Linked DNA regions of Homo sapiens: region 1 is linked to region 2. A link is an interaction called in ENCODE POLR2A ChIA-PET data of the cell type or tissue named here. Cell type or tissue: MCF 10A. All regions are shown on one strand. Links, peaks and the distances in the headings refer to the core of each region. The heading gives the core; the rest is flanking DNA.

Evidence for each region. ChIA-PET counts read pairs that join two places held together with the same protein. Peaks named below come from ENCODE experiments on the same cell type or tissue, not always from the same donor. Only the 100,000 strongest peaks of a DNase experiment are listed, where the experiment ranks them.
Region 1: POLR2A ChIA-PET joins it to region 2 with 5 read pairs; 3 of 35 experiments call an interaction of 5 or more read pairs at or near these places.

What each region holds. Positions count from the first base shown.
Region 1 is chr20:2,104,134-2,113,686 of GRCh38, forward strand. The region is part of intron 2 of STK35 (serine/threonine kinase 35); the gene reads left to right. Among named protein-coding and RNA genes, the nearest start is that of STK35, 7.1 kb to the left of the region's middle. In MCF 10A, for the core only: no CTCF peak of the experiment used is centred there; a DNase peak (open chromatin) is centred at 5,078.
Region 2 is chr20:1,930,362-1,939,914 of GRCh38, forward strand. It overlaps SIRPA (signal regulatory protein alpha), which reads left to right. Exons shown (of 8, transcript NM_001040023.2): 7 at 4,354-4,393; 8 at 6,959-9,553. The coding sequence ends at 7,207. Among named protein-coding and RNA genes, the nearest start is that of PDYN-AS1, 12 kb to the right of the region's middle. RefSeq lists enhancers at 6,707-7,261, 7,262-7,814, 9,328-9,553. In MCF 10A, for the core only: no CTCF peak of the experiment used is centred there; DNase peaks (open chromatin) are centred at 3,310, 3,970, 4,580 and 5,490.

The sequences.
Region 1 (9,553 bases), core at 2,023-7,022, 170 kb after region 2:
AGGAACTAATTATCTTAGTTTCCGGGTTTTAACTGCAGTTAGGGAATGTATTCATCCTAACTACTCAGTACTCACAAGCCTTTTTCATACTACCAGTAGCTAAGTGTCTGCTTGGAGAGGAGAGAGGCGGTAGAAAGTTTGAGGAGACTTTCCGAGGCAGGAGGATCCAGGGGAAGAAAGTTTACTAATCCGAGTCCCAGCTGTGGTCTCAGTGCTGAAGTAATTTTTAGGTAATAACTTCAAAAGTAAATTCTATCCTTTTTCTATAAATAAACTAAGGCTTAGAAGTGAACAAATAACTTGATCAGGGTTAATCCGCTTGAAAGGGAAGTTAGACTGTACTCCTGGTTTCCTTACATTTCTCAGAGCTTAAGTGACGGGGATCCCAGATCTGTCTTGATTCGAGGCCTGGATCCTTTCGAAGGCGTAATGCTGTTCTCTGCACCCTGAGGATGAACTTTTTTAAGAGTGGGTAGGATTTGGGGTGAGTTTGGAGGGGGTGGTTTCCCAAAATCTTGTTACTTTTGCACAACTTAAAGATCCCCCAAGTCTTTCCCAAGAGAACGCTTTGTCCCATTGCAAGTCAGTTGTTTGACAGTGGAGTTGGAAACATGAATCAGTATCACCTAGAGTCCTTTAATTAGATGTCTAACTTTATAAAGTCCATCCGTGCCCCATCCATTCTGAGAAGCCTACCCTCTCCCCAGGGTGAGTGTTTTTGTTTTGAAAAGACTTCCAGCAGGGCACAATGGCTCACGACTGTAATCCCAGCACTTTGGGAGGCTGAGGTGGGAGGATGGCTTGAGCCCAGGAGTTTGGGAACAGCCTGGGCAACAAAGTGAGACCCTGGTCTCCACAAAAAATAGAAAAAAAAATAGCCGGACCTGATGGCACAGGCTTATAGTCCCAGCTACTTGAGAGGCAGAGGCAGGAGGATCAGTTGAGCCTGGGAGGTTGAGGCTACAGTGAGCCATTATCATGCAATGGCACTATAACCTGGGCGACTGAGCAAGACCCTGTCTCAAAAAAAAAAAAAAAAGACTCCCTAGGGGATTCGTTTATCTTACCTATATTCTAGGAGCGCATCACTTACTTTGAAGTCTTTCTATTCTCAGACTTCTCTTAGTCTTCTCCTTTACTGCCAATGAATGGTCTGGACTTCCTACTACAGGATTGCCTTGGGATGTAGGAATTTGCCTTGCCGAATGTTTATTCCTTGTGTCCTCAGTTCATTGACGCCAGTCTCGAACCTTCAACCTCAGCTTGAAGCTCTTGCTTACTCTCTCAACATATAAATACTATGTGGACTTTCCTCACCTGAAGAATTTGTCAAAATTCCAAAGTGACCCCATGGCAGCATAGCATAGTGGTTAGTACCATGGACTTTGGGGTTAGACCCTCTGGCTCATCCCAGGACTGACTGCACAAAACATGGAGCAAATTGTTTGAACCCTGTGAGGAGCATTCCTTTATTGTAAGATAGTGGGTATGTACCTATGACATTAGGTACATAGGGTCACTGTGCAAACTGTTAATGTCAGCAAGTGCTCCACATAGGGAGGAATTCACTGCCTTATATAAGTTCACACCATGTTCTGTACTCTTCTACCCTCACCCCCTTCAAGATTCACATTGTTCTTGCTCAAGTTTCCCAAACTTGTTTCATCATAGAACACACCTTGTTTTCTGTGTTGTCAGGCACACCAAGTTGACAGAAACACTGGTGTTTTCATCCTCCCTTTGTGAACTAAAACTGGGACCTAGAAAAATGAAATCTTTTGCTTTAGGCCGTACACTGGATTGGATTGGTCCCTTTCAGTTGTTTGGAGTCTTTAAAATATTTGAACCTCTACGGTGTTCAGGGCTCAGAGACAGAGCAGTGAAGAAAATATGTGTTGTTTCTGCTTATGAAAATGACATTCAAGCTGACTTGCAATGTGTGGATTTTTCAAGTAGTAAATAGGTAATCATTTTTGCTTCTTAAAATAGAGAACAGATACCAAAATTACTCCAGGTTAAACTTTGCTTATTCTGGATTCCAAAATTTAGGGGTCTTGATCTGTCCTGGGGCCTTGGGTTTACAGCATGCAAATACCACCCAGTAATGTTAAAGCTGGAAGGAATCGTAGAGATAACCTGGTTCAGCTCTCTCATTAAATAGAAAAGTCCTTTACAGTCACCCTTGGCCCTGCCTCCTAAAACTCAGAATGATTTTGAACAGGCCAAAAAGTGTGAATCTGCCTTGAAGTCTCAACTAAACCTAATGCTGAGTCCCTACTGTGGTATTTGAAGGGAAAGAAAAAAAGCAAAGCAAAACACACCACCCCTTGCCCCAATGGAACTTACATTTGAAAAGTTTGAGAACTGGAAGAAGATTTAAATGCTATTCAAGATCACTGGAGGAAATGACCAGTCAACTCATAAGCAAGGGCTTTGCACAAGAATTAAGAGGAAAGAGAATCAGGAGTTAGGGAGAAGGTGGGCTTGAAAGTAGGGTGCCTAGGACTGTGGATAGGCGAAGAGACAAAGGGAGTCCGTTTCACTATTTGGCCAGTAAAATAATCCAGTATCGAAAAGAGAAATGTCTTGAAATGCTGTTCTTGGTCTTACCCCATTTTGTTTGATAGCCTTAAATGCATTGTCTCCTTCCATTCTGTGCACAGACCAAACACGTCCTACCCAGAGGCATTAAGACAGCAGAAGCTTCGGAGGAATAGAAAGAGGTCTTAGATGTGTGACCTGGCTGCCTGTTTCACAAGGAAGGAAACTGAAGCCCAGAAAAGGGACAAAACTTTTATCCACAATGAGTTAGTGATAGCACTCAAACCAGCCTCCCAGGCTTTTTAAAACCACATTTACAATCCTGTAAATTATTTGGTTGAAGGGTTGGTGCCTATGTTTTTAACTTTGAAATACTTCTCACATAAAGGTTGGGGGGGTGAAGGCATCAACAGTTTGCTTTTATCCCCTTGTTTTCCATTGCGAGAATGCCTGTCCTGAATGTGCCTAAAACAAAGTTCAAGATTACTGCCACTTAGACAGCAGGCAAGCCTGAGTCACTGTCAGTCAGAAATTCTGTTGCTTTGTCTAAGGCACACACTGATTCTTCTGACAAATAGCAAGTGAGGACACACTCACAGACACTAATCCAGGACAAACTCTCAAGACTCATATAACAGAATAGTTAGAAGTTTGGGAGAGCCGGGAGCCTAGCTTACACTCAACTTGATAAGACACTAATTGTTCTTTACCAATTGTTTGATGTCGATGCCTTTAGGTGGCTGGGAACCGAGGCCTTGGAAAGTAATCTTGCCTGCACACCAAGTGGCTTTGAGCCAGGCTACTATAAGAGGCCATGCAGAGTTTTTCTCCACGAGGCATGCAGAGGACGCATGCCCACATGAACATAATGCAGGGTCACAAGTGGTAGCATCTTAGAAAATAGTACAGTTGTCTGGGAGTTTAGTTAGGGGCATTGGGGAAGCAGGGGAAGGAAGAAGCTGAGGGAGGAACTATAATAGTATAGGATAGACCAGGGTCTTAGCAATAGATGGGTTGTCAGCCTGCAAACTTCCCCAACTTGTCGAGTGCCTAGGGAACCTTCAGAGCAGAGCAAGGCCGTTCCCTCCCCAGCCCTTAGAAAAGCAACTCTGAATCCTCTTCTGTGGCTTGGGTCTCAGAGTTTAGAGAGCCGCCAGGTCAAGAGGCAGAGAGCTGGCTGGCATTGGGGAAATATAAGTTAACACAATACAATAAAATGCTAGACTCAGAGTCAGAAGGTTTTAATCCCAGTTTCACCCTGTAAATAAGAGCTGAAACTTGCAGGTTGCTATGTATCAGGTGAAGTCAGTACCGTGATTATCTTCATTTTATAGGTGAGGCAACTGAGGTACCAAGGTTAGTGAAATTGCCCAATGTAAAACAGCTAAGCAAGTAACCAAGTCAGGATTCAAGGCCAGACATTCAAACTTGAGTATGCTTTCTTAACTGCTGTGGGGTACTGCTGGGACAGGTAGCTTAAGTTCTAGGTTCTTCTGTTTTTCTTGGTTGTAAAATGGGCATAATCATATTTTACTCAGAAACTAATGGCTCAGGCCGTGTGCGGTGGCTCACACCTGTAATCCCAACACTTTGGGAGGCCGAGGTGGACGGATCACCTCAGGTCAGGAGGTGGAGACCAGCCTGGCCAAAGTGGTGAAACCCTGTCTCTACTAAAAATACAAAAAATCAGCTGGGCGTGGTGGCGGGCGCCTGTAATCCCAGCTACTCAAGAGGCTGAAGCAGGAGAATCACTTGAACCCGGGAGGCAGAGGCTGCAGTGAGCTGAGATCGCATCAGTGCACTCCAGCCTGGGCGACAGAGCAAGACTGTCTCCAAAAAAAAAGAAAGAAACTAATGGCTCCTCTTTGTTTTTAGTTGTATATTGATCAGTGCTTGTGGCACTGCTGATTTCTGTTGGTTCCTTCTGTGTGTCTCAGCTGCCAGGGACCCCACCTGCTCTCTGCTCTACTCTTGAATGACTTGGGGCAACCACACAGACTTCTTGCTCCTGACCGACTACTTTTTATGTGCATTGGGGATTTTAGGTACCAGCCCCAGGAGACAGAAGCAGCCCTTCCTTAATTGAGAGCTTTGGTTAATTGGGGTTGCGTTGGGTAAGGCTTTTTATAGTATAAACTCTCGAGGGGTGCTTCCTAAGTAGAACTTGTAGTCTGCTCATATTCACCTCAAATGTGGCCTTTGCTGGTATCTGTAGGGCTAGGAACCCTCCTTAGTGACTTCTAAATTCTGGATCCTGACCTAGTTGTCTTTAACTTGCATATTCTGCATACCCTACTACTACTTTCTGTGTTCTTTCTCTTTTTACACCTCTCCAGCGCATGACTTTTATCTTGATTTATTTCACCCTCTTATCGACCACCTAGGTGTGCATGTGGTATACTGTGGGGAACCCAGAGACTTGATTTCATTCCACCGTGAGTGCCCAGTCTAATGGAAGAGATGGTTACAGTACAATAGATGTTACTTCACTGCAGCCTGTAAGAGGTGCTCTGGGTGAATCAGCTGCCAGGAATGTGGACTAAATCTGGGGAAAGGAAGGATGAGTTGTAAAAGGGTAAATCAGAAACAAGCCTGGCAAGAGCTGAGGCTTAGGTGTGTGGCAAGGCCCATGCATATGGAGAGAGATACTTGAGCCCGGACTGCCATGGATTAGGGGTACCCCAACTCTCTGCCTGGCTGGTGGATTCTACATTTTAACAAACCCCTGTAATGTTCCAAGTAGTAATAGCTAGCATTTCGTAGTATTTTCATACTCCTTTTCTCATTTAATCATCACCACTGTAAAGTTGGTGTTTATATAACTTGTTCTTACAGACAAGAACGTCAGTGTCCATCAAGGTCAAGTTGCTTGTCCAGCACAACACTAGAGAAAGGTCAGGGCCTAGGTTTACATCCAGATGCTCTTTCCAGTGTCCATGTTCTTGACAGGCTGCCTTGTGACCGTGTTGGACAGCTGCCAGTGGTGTCCAGAGACATTAGCATAATTCACACCCAGTAGCAGTCTGCTCTAGTGTCCAGGCACCATTCAAGGTGCTTTGTATGTCACAGTTAAGCCTTAGAGCAGTCCAGTGCTGTAGGTGTTTCTTCTCAATTTATAAAAAACTAAACAGATTCTTAGTGTTCTAAGAAATTTGCCCAGGATCATATAGCTATGTAATTGGGGGATTGGGGGCAGGTAGTAGAGGGAATGTTGACCCCAGGCCTGGCTGGCTTTACAGCCCCTGTCCGGCCGGTGGGTTTACTCTTGTCCTCTTTTGGACACTGTGTTTTGCCCTGGCAGCCAACAGAACAAGTCTGTTAATCTTAGGAAGTACTTTGGACACACCCTGTGGTGTTGCTATGGTACCCAGCCTCTTTATAATGACATAACAGCACAAAATCATTGAGAATGGGACCAATTCTTGGTCTGCATTTTCATATTTCTTTGGGAAGATGTGCCAGGATGGGTCCGTGTCTTTAGCTTCTTAGGACAGATCTTTGGCTGAGCCAGCTCTTTAACTAAAATATTTTAATGTACAACTCCTAATTAAACAGGGATGGCTATAGTCATAATTTATTCAAACTTCATTTTTCGGGGTTCCCTCATCCTTTTTCTTAAGACATAACTTTATAATTTTAATATTCTGCCCTTTTCCCCCCTTCACATTAAAACTTGCTTATTACATGCTATGTGACTTTCTCTTTTGGCTTTTTAAGTAAACTTTTGTTGAAGTATAATATGGTCCTTTAAAACTTTCAGCCAATTGGTATTACCATAGTTAACTGTTACTCATTCTCATTCTTGGACAGTAGTTTTCCAATCCTCCACTTTGACTTACTCTGTATGGAATACCAGTTCTGAGTGTCTCTGGTGTTTGGTGTGTGTTTTTTTGTTGGGTGGGGAGGCTTGTTTGTTTTGTGTCTTTTTGACACTTTTGGAATGAATTCCTCAAGTGGGATTTTTCTTTCAAATGGATCGAGCATTTCTAAGACTTCCTATATGTATTGCTGAATTGCTGAAGTGTGCGTAAGTCAAAGTCCTAATTAGTCCTCTGCTGAAAGACAGATCTGCATGTTGTGTGGTTGGACCATCACGAGGGACTGGATGAACATTAAACTCTGGGGGGCACGCATCAGAGTCTGCTGTGGGAACTAGCACATCCAGGTGTGCGATTTTGCTGCAGGCACTAAGGCAGTCACAGTGCTTCTGCTGAGAATCTAGCCTATGGAAACTCAAGGTCCTGCCCTCAACTAGGCAAGTTACTTAATCTTTTGCTCCTGAGTCTCCTCACCTGTGAGAGGAAATGTAATTATTATCTGAATAGATAGCAGTTTCGAGTAACCAGAGAGGAATGGCAGAGCACTCTCTGAATTCTTCCTTTCCATCTTATGTGACAAGTTATTAAATCTTATTTATCCTAAACTTCTAAGACCTTTCACATCCTCTTCTCACCTCCTCCCTTGCCAGCCCTCACTTCACCAGGTTTCAGAGCCTCTTGATAAGTCAGTCGGCCACTAGGCTGTCTCCCATCGCCAACCCCTCATGCCTCCATAAGGAACTTGTTTCATTGTCCAAGATATGCTCTTTCACAGTTTAACGTCTCTGAAATCAGCGGTTGACTTAGTCAATGGTGTGCCCATAGCGTTGTCAGCAGCCTATATGGCTTACTTAAATGGTATGCCTTAAAATTGGTGACTTGTAGATTCTGTAAGCGACACATCTCTAAAATACGTCAGTGGCCAGGCGTGGTGGCTCATGCCTATAATTACCCAGTACTTAAGGAGGCTGAGGTGGAAGGATTGCCTGAGCCCAGAAGTTCAAGACCAGCCCGGGCAACATAAGGAGACCCTGTCTCTACTAAAAATAGAAAAGAATAGCCGGGCGTGGTGGTGCATGGTTGTAATCCCCACTACTCTATTCGAGAGGCTGAGGCAGGAGGCTCCCTTGAGCCCAGAAGGTAGAGGCAGCAGTGAGCTGTGATTGGCTGCACTCTGGCCTGGGCAACAGAGCTAGACCGTTTCAAAATAAGTAAATAAATAAAATGTATTAAGAACTTTCAGTCACTTCCCATTTCTTGGAGTCTAAATCCACCTTAGAAGATATCCAGCCTCATTCCGGCACATCTACAGAAACTCTTCTGTGATTATCCAGACTACTCGTGTCCCTGGCGCACACCCACCTGCTCCTGTGCCCACTCCCCTCATCCTGGGAGACGCAGCTGCAGGGCCTCTCGCAGTTATTCTCAGCCTGCCTTCCTCTCATCCCAGCTTCTCTCCCAACTCTTCTGGCAGATCCGGGCCCGCTTCCTAGTTCTCACAGCTGTAGTCATTCTGCTTCTAATGACCAGAAGCCTATGTAAGGGCAGGGATGCCCCTCAGCTCACCGCACCTCTGTCTCAAGAGCAATGTGTGCTCAGAAATTGTTGAAGTGGCGTTGACTAAAACCTGGAAATCTAACTTCTGGAGAAGGCTTAAGGATAGGCTTGTAAAAATCTAGAGCATTTTGTATTTCTTTACAGGAAGTGCCTGTCTTTCCAAAGCTCCTACTGGCTTGTCTTTATGCTGAGCCTGCTGGCCTCACGTTTTTCAGCGAAGCAAGCCATGTTTTTATTGGGAACTTAAGCACTACTGATGAATTTCCATGACTAATGAGATGCAAGACACCTGCTTGGTTTTGTTCTTGGGTTTACTTTAAGCATCTTCTCTCCCTGTGGACTGTGGCATAGGATATGTTTTGAAATACATAATTTATATTATGGTCACCTGACTGTCAGACTTGAGGGAAAGGTAGTAAAACTGTCCCCAAAGGCAGGCCTGCCTCTCTTGGAAGAACACTTTTTAGCCCTCTGTGAGCTGGGAGACAGCATGGTCTGGGGGGAGGACTTGCTGTGGGGGTTCTCTCCTATCCCCCCCAGTTACTCATGGTAAGGGCCCTCGGGCAGACTCTGAAGCCTTTCTCAGCCTTAGTTGCCCCACCTGTAAAACGGTGCCTGGTAAGATGAGATAGCTCACATAATAAACTTTTAAAATAGTACCTGGAACCCAGTAGGCTTTCACAGGCTAATTTACCTCAAATCCTTACTATCTCCAAATAACCTGCCTGTTTTCTCCCTCTCTGGGAAGGAAGCTAAATTTGTAACTCTTATTAATCTTATACAACTGTCAGATTATACCAGACAAGGGAATTATAAAACTTAAGTAAATTTTATTTGTTCCTCTCAGCTCAAAAAACTGAATTTCATGTGGGGATTTTAGTGGTTGCTGCATATATCTATTCCAATTATATATCCTGAAACTGGGGAAATACCCGCAGTTGTGGGTGGGTCGGGAGCCCACTGTGAGATGGGCCTGAGCTGAAACTCCATGGATCACCTGCCCTCCATCAGTCCTGTTCTGACTGGTGGACCACAGTGACAGTTTGGTTCTTTGGGAATTAGTGTCTTTTTGGAACTTGTGTTCAGTAATCCCCTAAAGTTTGATTACTTTCCCTTCCTCAATGCACAGGCACCTTGGAAATGACTGCAGGTCTCCCTGGGGAGGCCGGAAGACTGAGTAAGAAATCTAGTCCCCCGACCTCAAAACATCTGCAGAATGTGCCAGCATTTCTCAGGGTTAAGTAGAAGAGTTAAGCCATAGATTGCTAACCAGAATATCTGGTATAATTTAATAAAAACTAAAATAAAAATATGAAACTAGGGCCTTGGCTGGTCAGAAGAGGGAAGTTACTGGGAAATCAAGTGAGTATAAGATAGACTGGTGTTGCAGCTAGCCTTAAGGTGCACATTTCAATTGTACCTGCAGAGATTGTGGGGGCAGCAGGCCTAGGGAGAGGGATCACTTCAAATAGGAATAGCCTGGTCTGCCTAGAACATGGGTTTCAGCTGTTACAGCCTAAGAAGTGTGATGTCTTAGATGGAATAATACACTTTCATTCTAAGATCTAAATTTCATCTTTTGCCTAACATGTAAAAACTTACTCTTACGGCCTACAGCACTGGGATTATTGAAATCG
Region 2 (9,553 bases), core at 1,697-6,696:
AAATAGCTGCTAAACTTGGCACCATGCCTGGAATGGGATAGGTGCTTAGTAAAGGTTTACTGACTGAACAAGTGAACAAACGAATGAATGAATGGATCAGTGCATACCATCCTAAACCACTGTAGCACGTCCCACTCTGCCTTCTCTGAATCCCTAAAATGCTGCTTCCCAGTGGCTACACAGCCCCATCTAGGAGGATCTCTCTTTTTTGTTTTTTTTGTTGTTATTTTTTTATTTTTTATTTTTGAGACGGAGTTTTGCTCTTGTTGCCCATGCTGGAGTGCAGTGGTGCGATCTTGGCTCACCACAACCTCCGCTTCCTAGGTTCAGATGATTCTCCTGCCTCAGCCTCCTGAGTAGCTGGGATTACAGGCATGCGCCACCACCCCCGGCTAATTTTGTATTTTTAGTAGAGATGGGGTTTCTCCTTGTTGGTCAGGCTGGTCTTGAACTCCCGACCTCAGGTAATCCACCTGCCTCGGCCTCCCAAAGTGCTGGAATTACAGGCGTAAGCCACTGCGCCCGGCCCTGTTGTCATTATTTTTTACTTGTCTTACCTCCCCGATTAGACAATGAGTTTCTGGAAGAATAGGACATTGTCGATAATAGTAACAGCAATAGCAGCTACCATTTATTGAGCACTTACTGTGCTCCTGGCACTATCTATGCCTTTATGTGTATTAACCCACTTGTGATTTTAATTCTTGCAGGAACCCTATGATTTATCACTGTCCCAAGTTCATAGAACAGTGTTTTTCAAACTTGAGTGTGCTACAGAATCCCCAAAGGACTTGTTAAAACACAGATTACTGGGCCCCACCCCCAAAGTCCCTGATTGAGAATCTCTATTTCCACAAGTTCTCAGGTGGTGCTGATGCTGTTGTTCCCCAGCCACACTTTGGGAACCCCTGTTCTAGAAGGTTCTTATTCCCTATCCTATGGTTGAGGAAATTGAGGCTCAGAGAAGTCGTGACATTCCCGAGGTCCTGCGGCTAGGAAGCACCGGAATGATGACTTCAGCCTCGACATCTCTTGTACTAAAGCTAGTGCCTTCATCACTGTTCCCATGCTTCTTGCTGTCTATTTCTTCTTCCCCAGAGAAACCAACCGTTTTCTGCCTGTTTTTTATTTTTCCAGCGTGAGCCTACCAAGGGAGCCATGAGATCACTTGCTCCCTTTCATCTCTCTAAACCAAAGCAATAGCTAGTGAGTGCTAATGGTGGTTTCCCATGTAGCAGCCAGCTTCGGCTTTGGCTTGCTGGGATCAGACATTTTCCAGAGGACGTTGGTGTGAGTAACAGCTGAGCACCTCAGGGAGGCTGCAAGCGGGGAGGCTGCCACTTTGAGCTCAAGGGGTTCTTCAGGTTGCAGGGCTGGTGGAGGGATTGGCTCTCTCTAACTCCCTGGGTTAGGAATGTACAGACAGAATATTGTCTGTAATCTTCCCCAGCTCAGATGAGAGAAAAATGTGTCTCTGCTCCCTTAATGGGGCACTGATCATTCGATCAGCCATTTATTCACTTGTCAGACATTCACTGCATTTATTCTTGGAATATTTAGGGCTTCCCTGAGTCTTTCATTTATTCGTCGGGACTGAGCCTAACTCAGTGCCAAGCCTTGAGCAGAGGGTTGCAAAGGGGAGCAGAAAAGGCCCACCCCTGGTCTCATGGCACTTAAGAGCCAGTGAGAAAGATTCATTCATTCATTCATTCATTCATTCATTCAGCAAATACATATGGACTGCTGACGATGTGCCAGCCCAGTTCTTGGTGCTGGGGCTTCAGCAGTGAATGAGACTGGCCCAGTTCCTCCCTGTGTGAAGCTCAGTGTCCGCTGAGGAGACAGGTTACCAGACAAGCTGGAAAGTTAATAAGGGATGTGGTGCAGCTGCTGACTAGATAAAATGAAGCCAGGTATGGGATAGAGCAGATCAAGGAGGTGGGGTCTGGGGCGAGCAGGGAGGGCTTGTCTGCAAGGTGACATTTAGAAGATCACTGAAGGATGAGGAGGTTCCAGCCAAGGGAATATCTGGGACAAGACTGCACCAATCAAAGGGAACAGCCAGTGCCAAGACCCTGAGACGGGAGCAGTCAGATGCATGCACAGAACGCAGAGGAGGCCAGAGGAGCTGGAGCAGAGCAGAGGCAGGAGAGGGATGGAGCCTAGAGCAGTTGGCCGAGCTGAGCCTTGGAGCTGGTGTCACTTGACCACCTTGGAGTGGTTATAGAGGGGTTGAGCATTCTGAGCAGAAAAGTAACATGACATCACTTATGCATTTCAGATAGGGAGAATGGAGGGCAGGGAAGCAGGAATAGAGGTGGGGAGATCAAGGAGGAGGTTCTTCAGGAATCAGGGGAGTTCGGATGGTGGAGAGGATGGGGTGGCTGGCTTTGATGGATATTTTGGAGGTGGAGCCGACGAGCCCTAGGTTGGATTAGATGAGAGCTGTAAAGGAAGAGAGAGAAGAATCAGGACTGACTCCCACTTCTCCAGCCTGAGCACAGGATGACCGATGGTAGAGCTATTCACTGAAATAGGAAAATCCAGGGGAGACACAGATATGGGGAAAATGATAATTGGTTATTGTCTGAAATTGCTTTGAAAGAGAAGAACCCAATGTTTTGAGAATGGAGTTTGGGGGTTCAGTGAATATTTCCCCAAGAAAAGGCTGTTTAAAAATAGCATCTGAAGGAAGAAAAGGATTAAAGCAGATTAAGAGGCAGCAGCATGGAGCATGCAAAGGCCCTGGGGCAGCCTGACTGGCATTCATTCCAAGTCACTGTTTTTGAGCACATGTGGTGAGGAAGCATGGCAGGCAGGCAGGCAGACAGCAATAGAAACCAGATATGCAGATAGACAGGAGATCTGAGATTGTCATGGAGGGGCAGCCCAGCCAGCGCAGCACTGTCAGCAGAGCCATCACAAGGTGACACCATAGTTGAGTCTTGAAGGAAACAGGAAAGTTAGCCAAGAGGAAAAATGATCAAAGGGGTCCTTCGAGGCTGCTATTGAAGCATGAAGTACATAACATCAAATGCCACCCCCCCCCCGAAATATCTGGTGGGCAGATGAGTGGGTACATGAGGGCAGGGCAGTGAATTAGCCTGGAGGCAGCACGTCAGACCACGTGGGACTCTGAGCAGGGCGATGAGTTGGACTTGAACCAGCCAGCCAGTGGGAAGCTCCAGGAGGGCTGGAGGCCAGTAGTGTGGGGACAGATCTGCGTGATCTTCCCCAGCAGACGTGCCCCTGCTCCTGGAGGGTTCTTTCTGTGGCCACGTGGGGCTTGTCATGTCTCAGAACTGCTTTCAGAGCCAAGCACTCATGCCAAATCCATTAATAACCCTGCTGCCAAGCCCCACTGCTCATTTCTGACATTATCCATGCTAACATCCCCGGGGTTGCCGGCTTGAGAATTTACACAACTTCTGCCAAGCCAGTGGCTCTGGTTTGCTCATCACCTTGACCGTGACCCTCCAGTGAGTCAAGTCATGACCTCCAATTACAGAAGCAAGTGCACGAACAACTTCTTTGATTAACTTGGACATCTTGGTCTTTTTCTTTTCTTTCTTTAATGATGATACATAGATGTTTATAATACAGAACATTTGGAGAATATGGGAAACTAAAAAGGAGAAAAAAAATACCATGCAAAGACCACTGCAGTTTGCATTTTGCTATGTTTCCTTCCAGTGTTATCCACACATTTTTCATAATTGAGATAATCCTACAGAGAATTTTCCTTTTTCACTTATCATTTTAATGTAAGCAATTTTAACTTAAAAAAAAAACCTCCTCATAAACCTTTTAAATCTTTATCTGTGGATTTATCCTAATTTCCCTAACCAGTCCCAATTGGCAGAGCCCTAAGACATAAACCTCCTCCCCCATCCAGCCCTTGACAAATGCCTTTGTGTTGAAAGCTTTTTCTATATTTTGAATTCCCCCAAAAAAAAGTGCAATTATGAGTCAAAGGATGAGGACATCTTCCAAGCTCTTGATTTTGCCAGCTGCTTCCCAAAAGGATTGTACTGGTTTGCCTCTCCCACCAGTGACGTATGAAAGCTCCAGTTCATTTCACCATAGCTTCCCCAGCACCAAGTATTATAATTTTTAAAGATCCTTGCCAATAGAGTAGGTTAAAAAAATGATAGTGCATTGCTTAGAATTCCTTTTTAGTGAGATTGACCCCTTTGTCCAAACATTTGATATGCAGTTGTATTTCTGTTATGAGTCCTTCGTTCATGTCCTCAACCCATATAGAAAATGGAGCCTAAATGTTATTCTTATCAGTTTGCATGAGCACTTGAGATAGTGAGGGTATTTTTATCTGTGTGTCTCTTTCCTTTTTAGGTTGCATGAGCCCGAGAAGAATGCCAGAGAAATAACACAGGTACAGTCCTTGGTGAGATGCCCTTCCTGGGAAACTCCGTGGCGTGGTTGCTTCACATCAACCGGAATTGCAGATCTGGTTCTAAATTAAGACTCCTTGTGGGGTGGAGGGTGGAGGATCTTACACTCCTAGCTTTCCCCATGTCCTGTGCATATTCCTTCTCTCTACTGCAGCCAAGAGTGGCTGTTGCAGCCTCATGACTCAGTGCGACCCATTGCACAACTCCCCAGGGGCACCATTCACAATCCGTCCTATGAAAATGGTGCCCTGGAGTCAGGCTGCAGCTCCCTTAGTGTGGATCGTGCCTTCCCATCTCTCTACATTTGCCCAGGCCCATCCCTCTACCAGGAGCGCCACTCCCAGCTCACTGCCCGCTCCTCACAGCCAGGCTTTTCTATGCTGGAACTGCAAAGCCCAGCCTGCCAGGGCCTCTCCCACCTTTGCTGATGGAAAGACCCCATGTCATTAATTACCTCACACAAGGGCACACTCACTCAAGCTGGAGGTTTCTGGTCAGCATTGCTGAGATGATTTTGCAGCAACACGGTTTCTGAGAAACCTAGCCCTGCTTATCACCGGCTGATGCTGTCAGACCTTGAAGGCAGAGGGCTGCTCAGCATCTTGTAACAAGACAGGCCCTGCTCTGAACCCGGAACGAGAGCGCGCCAGCTGTCCTTGACATTTCCAAGGCAGTTGTCATCTTTTTAGATGTAATCTGTTGAAGGAGTCGGGCTGGTGAAAGGCGCAGCATTTGTAGACCAAAATGCCTTGGCCCTGCCCTTGTGACCCATGGGGTCCCCCCGCAGCCCCGGACATGAGCTCGAGTTGTAATTAAGAAAAAACAATTTCCAGTCATGAGCGAGGGAGATCTTCTCCCCCATCATTTTACTTCTGGACTTCCTCCTGGAATCTTCTGGGGGAAAAAAATGATGGTGAGAAGAATGGGTCATGGAAACCTCTACGAAATTCACAGCAGAGACTTACTGGGCACCCACTGTGTGCCACGCACTGGACAGTGAGCCAGACAGTCACAGCCCAGCTGGCAGAGTGCCTGCGATTCCAGTGCCAGGTGCCAGCCCTGGCCAGGGAGGGAGTTGCACGCTGTCAACACGGATTTCCCAGACAGAAGCAAATGAGAGCACGCAGGGCTCAGGACAGAGGAGCTGTGTGCTAAGAGCACAGTCGTAGAGTCCAACACACTTTGGTTCTTTGCCAGCCGGACAACTTTGTCCACTTTATTGAACCTCCCTTGGTCTCAGTGTCTTCAGCCGTAAAGTGGAATAGATAATCCTTCCCAAGCAGGGTTGTGGTAAGAGTGGATGGGGTGATCTATGTGATTGTGTGCTGCTTGTAAGCCCTGAGAACTGAAATCAGCCATTACCGTGCACCAACTAGGAGGTGTGCCGGTTGGTGGTAGCTTTATTCTGTTCTATCACGCAGGGGCCAGTCACAGAGGGAGCAAAGTTTATCATTCATGATGGGCGCTTTTGAGGCGGCAGTGGCAGGTTGATAGGATTAGCACATGGGAGGTATCCAAGTTTGCTAAGTGGTTAATGATTGCGAACATTTATTGAAGACAGATGCTCAATAGGTACCAGGCTCTGTTCTAAACGCTTTACCTGGATAATCTCATTCCATCCTCACAGCAACCCTGGCAGTAGACACTATTATCATCCCCTCTTTACAGATGGAGAAACTGAGGCCCAGAGAGGTTAAGTGAATTGCTCAAAATCCCTGAGCTAGAACCAGGATTCAAACCCAGGCTTTCTGACTCCAGAACGTTTCCCGCTTCACTAACTGGCGATCTCGTTCTTATACTGCCCCTGTTCTCTGTCTCCCTGTCCCCAGCTTTGCCCTGAGTGAAGGTGAAATTATTGCCATCCACTCATATATTCATTCAATATGGATCAGACTTCTTATGTGCCAGCCTTGGTTTCTGAATCATAACAAATGCCCAGTGAATATTTGTGGAATAAACGCATACATTAATGAATGTCCCCACACGTACCACCATCAGCAGCACCTCCTCAGGCCCCCAAACAGACATGGTCCTGGGTAGCGGGCCCTGTGATGGAAAACAAACATGGGCTGAGGAAGCACAAAGAAGGAACATGGACCCTGCCAGGAGAGGGGAGAGCCAGGGAGGGTCTTAGTATGAGCCATGCTTCATCTGAAATTTACATGGTGGATTGGGATTTGTTACAAGGAGAAGCAGGACAGACACCCTCGAGGGATGAACATGAGAAATGGGTGAAGACTGCAGGTGGTTCAGGCTAGGAGGAGGCAGGAACGGGAGGAGGTGACACTGAGGCGGGGCTGTGAGGAGACTGCACTGTGCGGGTCAGAAAGACCCTTCAGGCAGGGTGAGGAGGAGGGCAGATGGGAAGGGGCAAGGCTGGAGGCAAGTAACGTTGGCAAGAGATGAGGGGAACATGACTTATGGCTGAGCCAGTGTGGGCCGAGAGGACACAGAAGCATCCAGACTTGGTATTCAGTTTGAGTGAGTGGGCCAGGGGCTATAGAATGACCTTCTCATGACTTTCTCTTTGGGTATCTTAAATCCAGGACACAAATGATATCACATATGCAGACCTGAACCTGCCCAAGGGGAAGAAGCCTGCTCCCCAGGCTGCGGAGCCCAACAACCACACGGAGTATGCCAGCATTCAGACCAGCCCGCAGCCCGCGTCGGAGGACACCCTCACCTATGCTGACCTGGACATGGTCCACCTCAACCGGACCCCCAAGCAGCCGGCCCCCAAGCCTGAGCCGTCCTTCTCAGAGTACGCCAGCGTCCAGGTCCCGAGGAAGTGAATGGGACCGTGGTTTGCTCTAGCACCCATCTCTACGCGCTTTCTTGTCCCACAGGGAGCCGCCGTGATGAGCACAGCCAACCCAGTTCCCGGAGGGCTGGGGCGGTGCAGGCTCTGGGACCCAGGGGCCAGGGTGGCTCTTCTCTCCCCACCCCTCCTTGGCTCTCCAGCACTTCCTGGGCAGCCACGGCCCCCTCCCCCCACATTGCCACATACCTGGAGGCTGACGTTGCCAAACCAGCCAGGGAACCAACCTGGGAAGTGGCCAGAACTGCCTGGGGTCCAAGAACTCTTGTGCCTCCGTCCATCACCATGTGGGTTTTGAAGACCCTCGACTGCCTCCCCGATGCTCCGAAGCCTGATCTTCCAGGGTGGGGAGGAGAAAATCCCACCTCCCCTGACCTCCACCACCTCCACCACCACCACCACCACCACCACCACCACTACCACCACCACCCAACTGGGGCTAGAGTGGGGAAGATTTCCCCTTTAGATCAAACTGCCCCTTCCATGGAAAAGCTGGAAAAAAACTCTGGAACCCATATCCAGGCTTGGTGAGGTTGCTGCCAACAGTCCTGGCCTCCCCCATCCCTAGGCTAAAGAGCCATGAGTCCTGGAGGAGGAGAGGACCCCTCCCAAAGGACTGGAGACAAAACCCTCTGCTTCCTTGGGTCCCTCCAAGACTCCCTGGGGCCCAACTGTGTTGCTCCACCCGGACCCATCTCTCCCTTCTAGACCTGAGCTTGCCCCTCCAGCTAGCACTAAGCAACATCTCGCTGTGGACGCCTGTAAATTACTGAGAAATGTGAAACGTGCAATCTTGAAACTGAGGTGTTAGAAAACTTGATCTGTGGTGTTTTGTTTTGTTTTTTTTCTTAAAACAACAGCAACGTGATCTTGGCTGTCTGTCATGTGTTGAAGTCCATGGTTGGGTCTTGTGAAGTCTGAGGTTTAACAGTTTGTTGTCCTGGAGGGATTTTCTTACAGCGAAGACTTGAGTTCCTCCAAGTCCCAGAACCCCAAGAATGGGCAAGAAGGATCAGGTCAGCCACTCCCTGGAGACACAGCCTTCTGGCTGGGACTGACTTGGCCATGTTCTCAGCTGAGCCACGCGGCTGGTAGTGCAGCCTTCTGTGACCCCGCTGTGGTAAGTCCAGCCTGCCCAGGGCTGCTGAGGGCTGCCTCTTGACAGTGCAGTCTTATCGAGACCCAATGCCTCAGTCTGCTCATCCGTAAAGTGGGGATAGTGAAGATGACACCCCTCCCCACCACCTCTCATAAGCACTTTAGGAACACACAGAGGGTAGGGATAGTGGCCCTGGCCGTCTATCCTACCCCTTTAGTGACCGCCCCCATCCCGGCTTTCTGAGCTGATCCTTGAAGAAGAAATCTTCCATTTCTGCTCTCAAACCCTACTGGGATCAAACTGGAATAAATTGAAGACAGCCAGGGGGATGGTGCAGCTGTGAAGCTCGGGCTGATTCCCCCTCTGTCCCAGAAGGTTGGCCAGAGGGTGTGACCCAGTTACCCTTTAACCCCCACCCTTCCAGTCGGGTGTGAGGGCCTGACCGGGCCCAGGGCAAGCAGATGTCGCAAGCCCTATTTATTCAGTCTTCACTATAACTCTTAGAGTTGAGACGCTAATGTTCATGACTCCTGGCCTTGGGATGCCCAAGGGATTTCTGGCTCAGGCTGTAAAAGTAGCTGAGCCATCCTGCCCATTCCTGGAGGTCCTACAGGTGAAACTGCAGGAGCTCAGCATAGACCCAGCTCTCTGGGGGATGGTCACCTGGTGATTTCAATGATGGCATCCAGGAATTAGCTGAGCCAACAGACCATGTGGACAGCTTTGGCCAGAGCTCCCGTGTGGCATCTGGGAGCCACAGTGACCCAGCCACCTGGCTCAGGCTAGTTCCAAATTCCAAAAGATTGGCTTGTAAACCTTCGTCTCCCTCTCTTTTACCCAGAGACAGCACATACGTGTGCACACGCATGCACACACACATTCAGTATTTTAAAAGAATGTTTTCTTGGTGCCATTTTCATTTTATTTTATTTTTTAATTCTTGGAGGGGGAAATAAGGGAATAAGGCCAAGGAAGATGTATAGCTTTAGCTTTAGCCTGGCAACCTGGAGAATCCACATACCTTGTGTATTGAACCCCAGGAAAAGGAAGAGGTCGAACCAACCCTGCGGAAGGAGCATGGTTTCAGGAGTTTATTTTAAGACTGCTGGGAAGGAAACAGGCCCCATTTTGTATATAGTTGCAACTTAAACTTTTTGGCTTGCAAAATATTTTTGTAATAAAGATTTCTGGGTAATAATGAGTCCTTCCGGTGTTCAGTAT